Linked DNA regions of Homo sapiens: region 1 is linked to region 2. The links are chromatin contacts, found by Hi-C or POLR2A ChIA-PET in ENCODE. All regions are on one chromosome and are shown on one strand. The core of a region is the stretch at or near the end of the contact, and the rest is flanking DNA. Distances in the headings are between cores, read along the strand shown. Region 1 overlaps RTN4RL1 (reticulon 4 receptor like 1). Region 2 overlaps SMYD4 (SET and MYND domain containing 4).

Region 1 (5,268 bases), core at 2,096-4,595, 220 kb after region 2:
ATATCAGATCTGAAATTGTTTCAAAAAACATGTCAACATTTTCTAATGCTCCTAAAAAAAACCTTCCTGGGCTGCCCACTGTGGAGTCTGGGTCTCGGAGACAGGACGGGGGCCACCCCAGCCTCTGCCCAGGCCAGCTGGGACTCTGTGCACAAAGAACCCAGGAGCAGGCTATTCCTGGTTGCTGGGGGCCCTGCCAGCTGCAGATGTGTAAATGGCCACTTCAGTCATAACCCAAGCCAGGCAGGGGACCAGCCACCCTTGTGTACACCACTGCACCATCCCCCGCAACCAACCTGGCCTCCCCGCCTTCCCCCTTAACTATCTTCCATTCTCCACACTGCAGCCAGCAGAGGCTTTTAAAAATGTAAATCAGATCATGTCATTCCTTTGCTTAAAACCTCTAATGCATTCACACTGCACTTAGAACAAAATCCAAACTCCTCCGTGGCCCACGAGACCTTCAGGGATCTGCCGCTCACTACCTGCTTCTTCACTCACGACAATCAACCTCACTGGCCTTCCTCGCAAATTATTTCCTGCCTCTGGGCCTTTGCACTTCCTACAGACTTTGTCTGGGATGCTTTTTCCCCAACCCATCGTCCTCAGCCAGCTCCAGGACCAGCCCAGCTGATGTGGCTCCTCTCCCGGCCAAGTACAATATCACATTAACAGTTTTATTCTCTACACTGAGTCCAACCACGATCTGAAATCATCGCATGTGTTTACTTATTAACTGTCGCTCTCTGGAATGCGATCCCTCTGCAGGTCTGAACTTGTCTGTCTGGTAGTCGACAAGTATGACTGGCCCATAGTAGGTGCTCAATCATAAACCACTGCATGAATGAGCAGTGAGGATGTCACCGTCCCCTCTAGGTATTCCCCAGGCAATGCCCAGGAAATCGGGAGCACCACCAGCACACTAAGGTATCCTACTCCAAGGTACAGGAACACCTCGCCAGCCTCCCTCTAGGGCACCCCTAGCTGCCCCTGCCCCACCCAGGCCTCATCCAAGCCCCTGCTGGCTTTAAACCACTAGGACTCGGAGGTCAGGCCTGAGCCGGGGCTGGGAGGTCCCCGCCCCCTTCACAGCCCTCCTACTCGGGCCTGCATCCCCGCAGACCCCCGACCCCAGCTGACGCCCTCTGAGAAGGGAGGTGACAAGGGCAGGCCGGCAGGGGCCGGCGCGCTCCTCGCAGGCCTTCTGGGGAAAGCGTGGGCGCAGGTGCCTTCGGTTGGGCTCCTGGGTCTGGGGCCTGGGGGCGGGCAGCGATGTCCCCCTCAGGGTGCCGGGCGCCCCACCCCCACCCCCGCCTCCGCCCCAGGCCGCGATCGATCCCGGCCTCTCCCGGCCTCATTACCGAGGGAGAGCTGCCGGGGCTGGCAGGGGAGCCAGACGGCGGCGGAGGGGGCGGGGAGGCCTCCTTGGCTCCCTGGCCCGGATTAAATATTTACTATGTTTTGTTTGGCCTTTGGGGGAGGGGCGGGGAGGGCTGTCGCATTGATCCGGAGCTGCAGGGCGAGGGCGGTGCCCAGACCCGGCGCCCCAAGGCCTCCCGCAGGCCGACCCGAGCCGAGCGCGCCCTTTGGGCACCGGCCCCGCCCGGGAGGGTCTTCTCGCTCTAGAGCCGGGGGCCCGCGCTGAGAGATCGGGGTTACCGCGCGGGGAGCCGCGGCCGCGCTGGGATCCGTTCCCTCTCGCGGGAGCCGCCGGCCGGGGATCTGCGCACCCCACGCGCCCCGCTCGGGTCGGGCCTCCCCTCCCCGCGGCTGCCCCCGGGCCGGCCACCGCTGCCCAGCGCGCAGGTCCCTGCCGGATCCCCGGCGGCTTTCCTGCCCCCACTTTACAGACGTGAACGCTGAGGCGGAGGGTGGGGGACGTGGGGCCGGCTCGCCTCCTCCTGGGCTCGCCGGGATGTGGCCTCCGAGGTCGCCGCGGCGCTTTCCTGCCCAAGCTGGCGCTGCCGGAGCGCCCGGGCCCCGCTCCCCTCACGGGCCTCGCAGCACAGACGGGGACAGGGGCGGCCTCGCGCGCACGGGGACCCCGGGGTGGGGGTGGGGGTGGGGCTCTGCGAGGGCCCTAAAAACGCTGGGGACGCGGGTTTGACGCACTTTCCCGGCAGCCGAAGACGACCCCGGAGCCCCTTTATTCTCTACGCGCTCATCCCACGCGCAGAACAGACACAGGCCCTGCCCTCACCGAGGGTTCCAGTCGGCTGTGCACAACTGAAGAGCTGCTCCCCCTTCCCTGCACGATGCCATCCTCTCACACACAGGGCGGGGACCACTCCACAGCCCCTTACAGCGATGTTCACTCGCCCCAGAGAGCTGCTCACGCCAGTCTACACCAGACACATGCGCGATCACACACACACACACACACACACGCTGCACTGAATGTGTGCTCATCATACACACACACACACACACACACCGGCCGGGCGCGGTGGCTCACGGCTGTAATCTCAGCACTTTGGGAGGCGGAGGCGGGCGGATCACGAGATCAAGAGTTGGAGACCATCCTGGCCAACATGGTGAAACCCCGTCTCTACCAAGAATACAAAAATTAGCCGGGCGTGGTGGCGCGCGCCTGTGATCCCAGCTACTCGGGAGGCTGAGGCAGGAGAATCACTTGAACCCGGGAGGAGGAGATTGCAGTGAACCGAGATCGCGCCACTGCACTCCAGCCTGAGCAACAGAGCAAGACTCCGTCTCGAAAAAAATAAAACACACACACACACACACACATGAACTGCCCCATCCCTATCCACGTATGTGCACATGCAGCTCCCAACACCCATACACAAAGAGCTGTTCACCCACTGCCACCCTGTACATGTCGGTGTACACACAAGCACACACGTACACAGAACATCCAGCCTCTTCTTCCTGTCCCTGCACACATGCACAAATACACACTGCAGTGCCCACTCCCTATACATGCCCCCCCCACACACACACGCACAGGCACACACACTCTTGCGTGCTGACTGCAGGCGGCTGGGGAAGAGCTGCAGCCTCCAGCCCTGCTCCTATTTAAAGAGAGGCATTGCTGGAAAAGGAACAAAAGCAAAGCTGGCTATAAATAGCCACCTCCCTCCCGGCTTTTCCTGCCCTCCGGCCTCACGGCCTTGCCTCTTCTCGCCTCTCCTCTCCTGTCTAGGGCCCAGAGCAGCTGGGGCAGGCCTGTCCCCAGGGGGGCAGGCAGTGGGGCCCTGGAGGCCAGGTGGCCAAGTGCTGACCACTGGGCAGGCCAGGGTCCCTGGGCCTGGATGGGTGCAGGGGCACAGGCCGGCCATCTGCAGCCAGCCCTGTGTGCATGTACCCAGCACAGAGGGAGGGAAGCCTGCCTGGGCCAGGGCTGCTGCCTCAGCAGAACTGCAAAGGCTGACAGCTGTGTCAGGGAGAAGGCGTGTCTGCCAAGTAGCAGCCACCGCTGCCCCAGGTGTCCCTACCCAGCCCGGCCAGGCCTTTCCTAGTTTGCTTCCTGGGTTGGCTCCTGGAGCCCAGAGCCAAGGATATTGGGTGCCTTGTTAGGAAGCAGGATGGGGCAGAGGAAGGAATGTCAGGACGGGAGGCAGGGAAGGGACACAAAGTCCTACTTTGGGTTCCAGTTTTTGTTTGTTTGTTTGTTTAAGATGGAGTCTCTCTCTGCCGCCCAGGCTGGAGTGCAGCGGCATGGTCTCGGTGCTACCTCCACCTCCTGGGTTCTAGCGATTCTCAAGTCTCAGCCTCCCGAGTAACTGGGATTACAAGCACATGCCACCATGTCCAGCTAATTTTAGTATTTTATTTATTTATTTATTTATTTTGAGACTGATTTTCGCTTTTCTTGCCCAGGCTGGTGTGCAATGGTGCGATCTCGGCTCACCTCCGTCTCCCAGGTTCAAGTCATTCTCCTGCCTCAGCCTCCTGAGTAGCTGGGATTACAGGGGCGTGCCACCACGTCTGGCTAATTTTTGTATTTTTAGTAGAGATGGGGTTTCGCCATGTTGGCCAGGCTGGTCTTGAACTCCTGACCTCAGGTGATCCGCCCAGCTCAGCCTCCCGAAGTACGGGGATTACAGGGGTGCGCCACTGCAGCTGGCAGGGTTCTGGTTCTATTACCTACGGGTCCAGCAGCCTTGGGCAAGGCTCCAAATCATGCCACCCAGCCTCACCTTCAGCCCCTCTTGGAGGGATGGTGGGAATACTGCATGGAAACAGCTGTGGCTCGCAGGCCTTTGTGAGCTGTGGAGGGTCATGGAATAGGAGACGTGACAGGCTGCCCTCTGTGTCTGAGAATCACTTGATAAAGATAACAATAATAATGTTTTTCATTTACTTTTTTTTTTTTTGTAGTGATGGGGTCTCACTATGTTGCCCAGGCTGGCATTGAACTCCTGGGTTCAAGTCATCCTCCCCTCTCAGCCTCCCAAAGTGCTGGGATTACAGGTGTGAGCCACCACGCCTGGCCTTTCATTTACTTTGTATTTTCCATGTGCCAGACACTGGACTATGTTTAGCTTATTTGATCCTCTGGGTTTTTTTTTGAGATGGAGTCTCACTCTGTTGCCCAGGCTGGAGTGCAGTGGTGTGATCTGGGCTCACTGCAAGCTCCGCCTCCGGGTTCACACCATTCTCCTGCCTCAGCCTCCCGAGTAGCTGGGACTACAGGCGCCCGTCACCATGCCCTGCTAATTTCTTTTCGTACTTTTAGTAGAGACGGGGTTTCACCATGTTAGCCAGGATGGTCTCGATTTCCTGACCTCGTGATCCGCCCGCCTCGGCCTCCCAAAGTGCTGGGATTACAGGCATGAGCCACCGCGCCCGGCCTTATTTGATCCTCTGTAAGGTAGGCACTATTTATATTCCCATTTTCCAGATGAAGAAACTGAGACTCAAGTGCTTGTTCCAAGGTCACACAGGCCCCTAAAGCACAGAGCCATGCTGCAAGGTAGAACTGGGTCTTTCTGAGACCAAAGGCCTCCTTCCTATGTCCTGTACTGCTGGGGACTAGGGCAGCCTTGTTCTCGAGCAGCCCCTCCTCAATGGCCAGTGGAGAGCTGGGCCGGGCTAGGCTGCCTCCCCCAGGACTCGATGGGCTGCGGGAAGGGGTGACTGCGGGATTCTCCCCTGCTAAGGTCCCCACTTGGGGTTTGCAGCATCAGCTCCCCCCGTCCCCGGCTCCCCTGAGGGGCCTCTTCACTTCAGCCCTGGGGGAGGGGAGGGGAGGGAGTGGGGGGAGCTCAGGCAGACCTACTTTCAAGGTTTTAATCCTTTTTGCTT
Region 2 (4,661 bases), core at 1,785-4,284:
ATGCTCGGTGAACTAAAAAAACTTTTTTGTAGTGATACGGTCTCACTATATTGCCCAGGCTGGTTTTGAACTCCTGGGCTCAAGTGATCCTCCCACCTCAGCGTCTCAAAGTACTGGGATTACAGGTGTGAGCCTCTACACTGGGCCTGCAGAACCTACACAGAATCCGCACCTGGTCTGCAGAACCCACACCCGACCCACAGAACCCACACCCGACCCACAGAACCCACATCTGGCAGCAGAACCTCTTAATATTTTTTTTTTTTCTTTGAGATGGAGTCTGGCTCTGTCACCCAGGCTGGAGTGCAGTGGCGCGATCTCGGCTCACTGCAAGCTCTTCCTCCCGGGTTCACCCCATTCTCCTGCCTCAACCTCCCGAGTAGCTGTGAATACAGGCGTCCGCCACCACGCCCGACTAATTTTTTTGTATTTTTAGTAGAGACGGGGTTTCACCGTGTTAGCCAGGATGGTCTGGATCTCCTGACCTCGTGATCTGCCTGCCTCGGCCTCCCAAAGTGCTGGGATTACAGGCTTGAGCCACCGCACCCGGCCTCTTATTTTTTTTTTTGAGATGGAGTCTCACACTGTCACCTGGGCTGGAGTGCAGTGGAGCGATCTCGGCTCACTGCAACCTCCGCCTCCTGGGTTCAAGAGATTCTCCTGCCTCAGCCTCCCAAGTAGCTGGGATTACAGGTGCCCACCACCACGCCTGGCTAGTTTTTTGTATTTTTAGTAAAGATGGGGTTTCACCATGTTGGCCAGGCTGGTCTTGAACTCCTGACATCAGGTGATCCGCCCACCTTAGCCTCCCAAAGTGCTGGGATTACAGGCGTGAGCCACCATACCTGGCCAGCAAAACCTCTTTAACTTGTGTTCCATGGGCTCCTTTTCTGTGGGTCAAAATCCTCCTGGAACCCTACAATGCAGGCCCTACAGGGGTGGGTGGTAAGTCCAACAAACAGGATTTCATCTTCTGGAGCTCCTGGATTTCATCGTCCCATGGGCCACAGTGCAGCGACAGAACCTCCTCAGCTTTCTGTATTGTGCTCAGGGCTTCGGGTACTGCAAACCTGAGCCAAGGGAGGTAAGAGGAGTTAGTTCACTGATTTGTGAGGCAAATGTTAATTGAGGGCCTACTCACACACCGTGAAGAATGTAAGATCATTTCTGTCATCAAGGATCCTACAATCTAGAACAGTAAGTAAGACACTGTCACAAACACGCTGCAAAACAAAAGTGTGAGAAAACAGTTATAAAAGATAGTATAGACGCCAGGATCCTGAGAACACGAGGCAAATCTCAAAGCTTTTTTTTTTTTTTTTGAGACAAGAGTTTCACTCTTGTCGCCCAGGTATTTGTGCGACCTCGGCTCACTGCAACCTCCGCCTCCCGGGTTCAAGTGATTCTCCTGCCTCAACCTCCTGGGCAGCTGGATTACAGGCGTGAGCTACCACACCCGGCCTCAAAGTTTTCATCTGGTATTTACCACAGGTTTACATAGCAGTTTTCATTTTAGGGTGACCATCTTAGGGCTGACCTCTGACCTAACTCTGCAGCCCTTTTCTCTCTCTCTGACCAAACAGAATGTCTCTGTGTCTTGGGTACCAGGCCCACTCAGCACAGCCTTAGGTTGAAGCTTTAAGCACTTTCTCATAGCCACATACACCAAGGGCAGCTTTACCAGGGTTGGAGGTTCCACCCGGAAATCCTGAAATTGGGCCCTAAATGGTCTCAGTAGCAAAAGTGGATTTGGCATCAGCTCATCAGCGTGCTGTTCTTTCCTTTTAACCTTCAAAGTAGAACAGGGGATTTAAAACAAAAAACAAACAACAGCAGCAAAAAAGCAGGGTTTCTCGACCCTGACACTATTGACACTGTTGCTGGCTCCTTCTTTGCTGGGGTTGGTGGGGGGGGCACTGTCTTGTACCCGGGAGGATGCTTAGCAGCACCTCTGGCCTCTTTCGAATAGATGCCAGCAGCACCCCCCTTCCAAGTCATGACAATCCAAAATGTCTCCAGAGATCGCTTGAGCCCAGGAGTTGCAGGAAGCAGTGAGCTGTGACCGAGCCACTGTACTCCAGCCTGGGCAAGACAGCAAGACCCCTTCTCAAAAAAAAAAAAAAAAAAGTCTCCAGGCAATGCCACATGTTGTCTGGGGGTAAAATCAGCCCTGGTTCAAGCAAACGCTTTAAAAGGAAGAGGATGCAGAGTAGGGAGAAGGCAGAGAGCCTGGAGCTGAGAGTGCTGGGAATGAGACAGCCAAAGGGGCTGTGACGAACCAGAGAACAACCAGAAGGAGAGCTATACTGGAGGGTGGGTGGGGCTGCCTGGCCAAGTTCTCTCTGGGAAACTCACTTGAGATCTAAAAGCTTTCCCCATATCTCCCAGGAGGAAATTCTTTTTTTTTTTTTTTTTGAGATGGAGTCTCGCTCTGTCGCCCAGGCTACAGTGCAGTGGCGCGATCTTGGCTCACTGCAAGCTCCGCCTCCCAGGAGGAAATTCTAAAGCGTTATGTTTGTTAGCAAAACAGAAGGCAAAGATCTCTCCTAAAGAGGAAATAAAGAAGTTTCAACATGCTTTTAAAAACACCATAGAAAAAAAGTAATACCCAGAAGAGCCTAGGAAAGGAACAGTGTGTGCCCTGTGAAGTGGGAAAGGGACTCACCCGTTGAAAAAGATCTGGGCCAATTTGAAGAGCTCATGGCCCATTTCAACACTGGACGGCCCGTGGCGAACCTCCACCACGTAGAGACTCCTCTGTAGATGGGTGGCTGACTTTTGCCAGTCTCCTGTGAGAAGAGAAAAATCTTGTTCCAGAAAAGAACCACTGTCAACTGTGGATGCATATTTTCAGGGGGAGGAAATGGAACGAGAGGGGGAGCACCCTCAGTTTACAGAGCGGGGGGTAACCAGGCAGACAAGGCCGGGGCCACGGCGAAGTGCCCACAGCAGACTGTTCCCGACGCAGAACGTGAAGGCTCATGCTGTACCTAAGGCAGCACAGGCCCGGGCCAGGCCATCCGCGATCTCTCCCACCACGGCGTGCTCTGCCCACAGGAAGCTCTCGGCGTCACGCTGGCACCCCGACAGCCGCTGAACAGCTCGCTCTGTCAATGCAGAGGAAAGACGTCTCACTATAGACAGAAGCCCAGTCCTAGGAATGAGAATCCAGGTCTCAAATCCTCTGAATCAGCTGGGCTGAATGTGGAAATTCCCCCTGGCCTCCCTGGGTTGTCACCAACGCACAATGTCTGTTCCAATAAAGCTGCTGTTTTCTTCTGTTTTCTCTGTCAGTGGAGAAAGGCGCTAGGGGAGGCCTCCCCACATTTACACTGTATTTTCAACATTAACTTCCCAACTCGACCAACTCTACCTTTCACGTACGGCCATGATTTCTCTTGACCCTGAAATCTAAGCTAAAGGTCAACTTTCATAAAGCAGGGTAAATAAAAATCCCATGATGTCAAGCTCTAAGGCAGGGTTTTCAAGGGCAATGGGGAGCTCCGCAAGTCTCAGACAAAAGCAAGACACTCCTATCAGCTGGGCTCACGCCCCACTGCTCTCTAGCAGAGACTAGCTCTGAGGAGGGAAGAACCGCCCTTCTAGGAAGTTACATCACTAGGCCCTGGAATTAAAATAAATGACACTCAACTTCTGGAACTGCACACAGCTCACGGATGTCAGCGATGACCCGTTAGTTGGCAGGGGTACTTCAACTTAGCAATCAGATGCAGAAGAAAACAACAGCTGAAATCACCTGGCCCCTTTTCAAGGGCCCCACAGTAACAAAGCTGGTCAGGGTTTGGACTCACTGGCCTATATAGCCATCTTGTGGCTGGCATGGGGATAATTACATCCAATTCTCCCATCAGTACTGAGTATCCCTGAGTCCAAAACGGTATCAGAACAAATAAAAGGGAAGGGGCTGGAGGACCAAAGCAGGGAGCCAGTCTCACCTAGTTCACCATCTCTGAGAAGCTTCTGGGCCACTCTGACCTGCTGCTGTAGGTCCTGTAACCGAGAGACCAGGTGGTCCCTGCTGACGGCGGATTCTGCACAAGATCTGCTGCCACAGCGCAGCACGTCATCTCCCTGTGGAAGTCAGTTTTCTCTTTATTCCAATGCCAGGGTCAGTTATCAACACCGCCTGTGCTTACATTACAGGACTGCTCCATAGTTTCTTACCTCATGGGGGAAAGAGACTCCTGTAACAATACATCGTGACGAAAGTCTGAGCGAATTTTGTTTGATGGCGGCAATGGCGGCAATTCTAATGAAGTGTATCAGCAGTAGCTGATCCCACCTGAGATTTCATTTTTGGAACAGAACTGGTACAGTGCACAATTTCTTTCCACTTCTATAGCCCCTCTTGTCGCTTTTTGGGGCCAGGACTTTAGATGACAAACATTTCTTTTTTTTGAGATGGAGTCTCGCTCGGTCTCCAGGCTGGAGTGCAGTGGTGCGATCTCGGCTCACTCCAAGCTCCGCCTCCCGGGTTCACGCCATTCTCCTGCCTCAGTCTCCCGAGTAGCTGGGACTACAGGTGCCCACCACCAAGCCCGGCTAAATTTTTGTGTGTGTTATTTATTTTTTTTTTTTAGTAGAGACGGGGTTTCACCGTGTAAGCCAGGATGGTCTCGATTTTCTGACCTCATGATCCG

Evidence for each region. A loop is a pair of places that touch in the nucleus more often than their neighbours do. ChIA-PET counts read pairs that join two places held with the same protein, here RNA polymerase II (POLR2A).
Region 1: a loop to region 2 is called in a map of astrocyte of the cerebellum, with 5 times the contacts of the local background. The contact joins two enhancer-like sites. A Hi-C loop is called at or near these places in 1 of 168 maps with a recorded cell type or tissue (astrocyte of the cerebellum). POLR2A ChIA-PET finds 5 or more read pairs at or near these places in 3 of 52 experiments (AG04450, CD8-positive, alpha-beta T cell and H1).

What each region holds. Positions count from the first base shown.
Region 1 is chr17:1,996,731-2,001,998 of GRCh38, forward strand. The region is part of intron 1 of RTN4RL1 (reticulon 4 receptor like 1); the gene reads right to left. Among named protein-coding and RNA genes, the nearest start is that of RTN4RL1-AS1, 18 kb to the right of the region's middle. RefSeq lists an enhancer at 3,255-3,765. Within about 2 kb of position 3,346, at least 22 of the 41 ENCODE cell types and tissues checked have a DNase peak (open chromatin) inside an H3K27ac peak, as active enhancers do.
Region 2 is chr17:1,780,370-1,785,030 of GRCh38, forward strand. It overlaps SMYD4 (SET and MYND domain containing 4), which reads right to left. Exons shown (of 11, transcript NM_052928.3): 8 at 3,957-4,092; 9 at 2,991-3,107; 10 at 2,666-2,789; 11 at 1-1,070. The coding sequence ends at 917. Among named protein-coding and RNA genes, the nearest start is that of SERPINF1, 21 kb to the left of the region's middle. RefSeq lists an enhancer at 3,486-3,780. Within about 2 kb of position 3,035, at least 34 of the 41 ENCODE cell types and tissues checked have a DNase peak (open chromatin) inside an H3K27ac peak, as active enhancers do.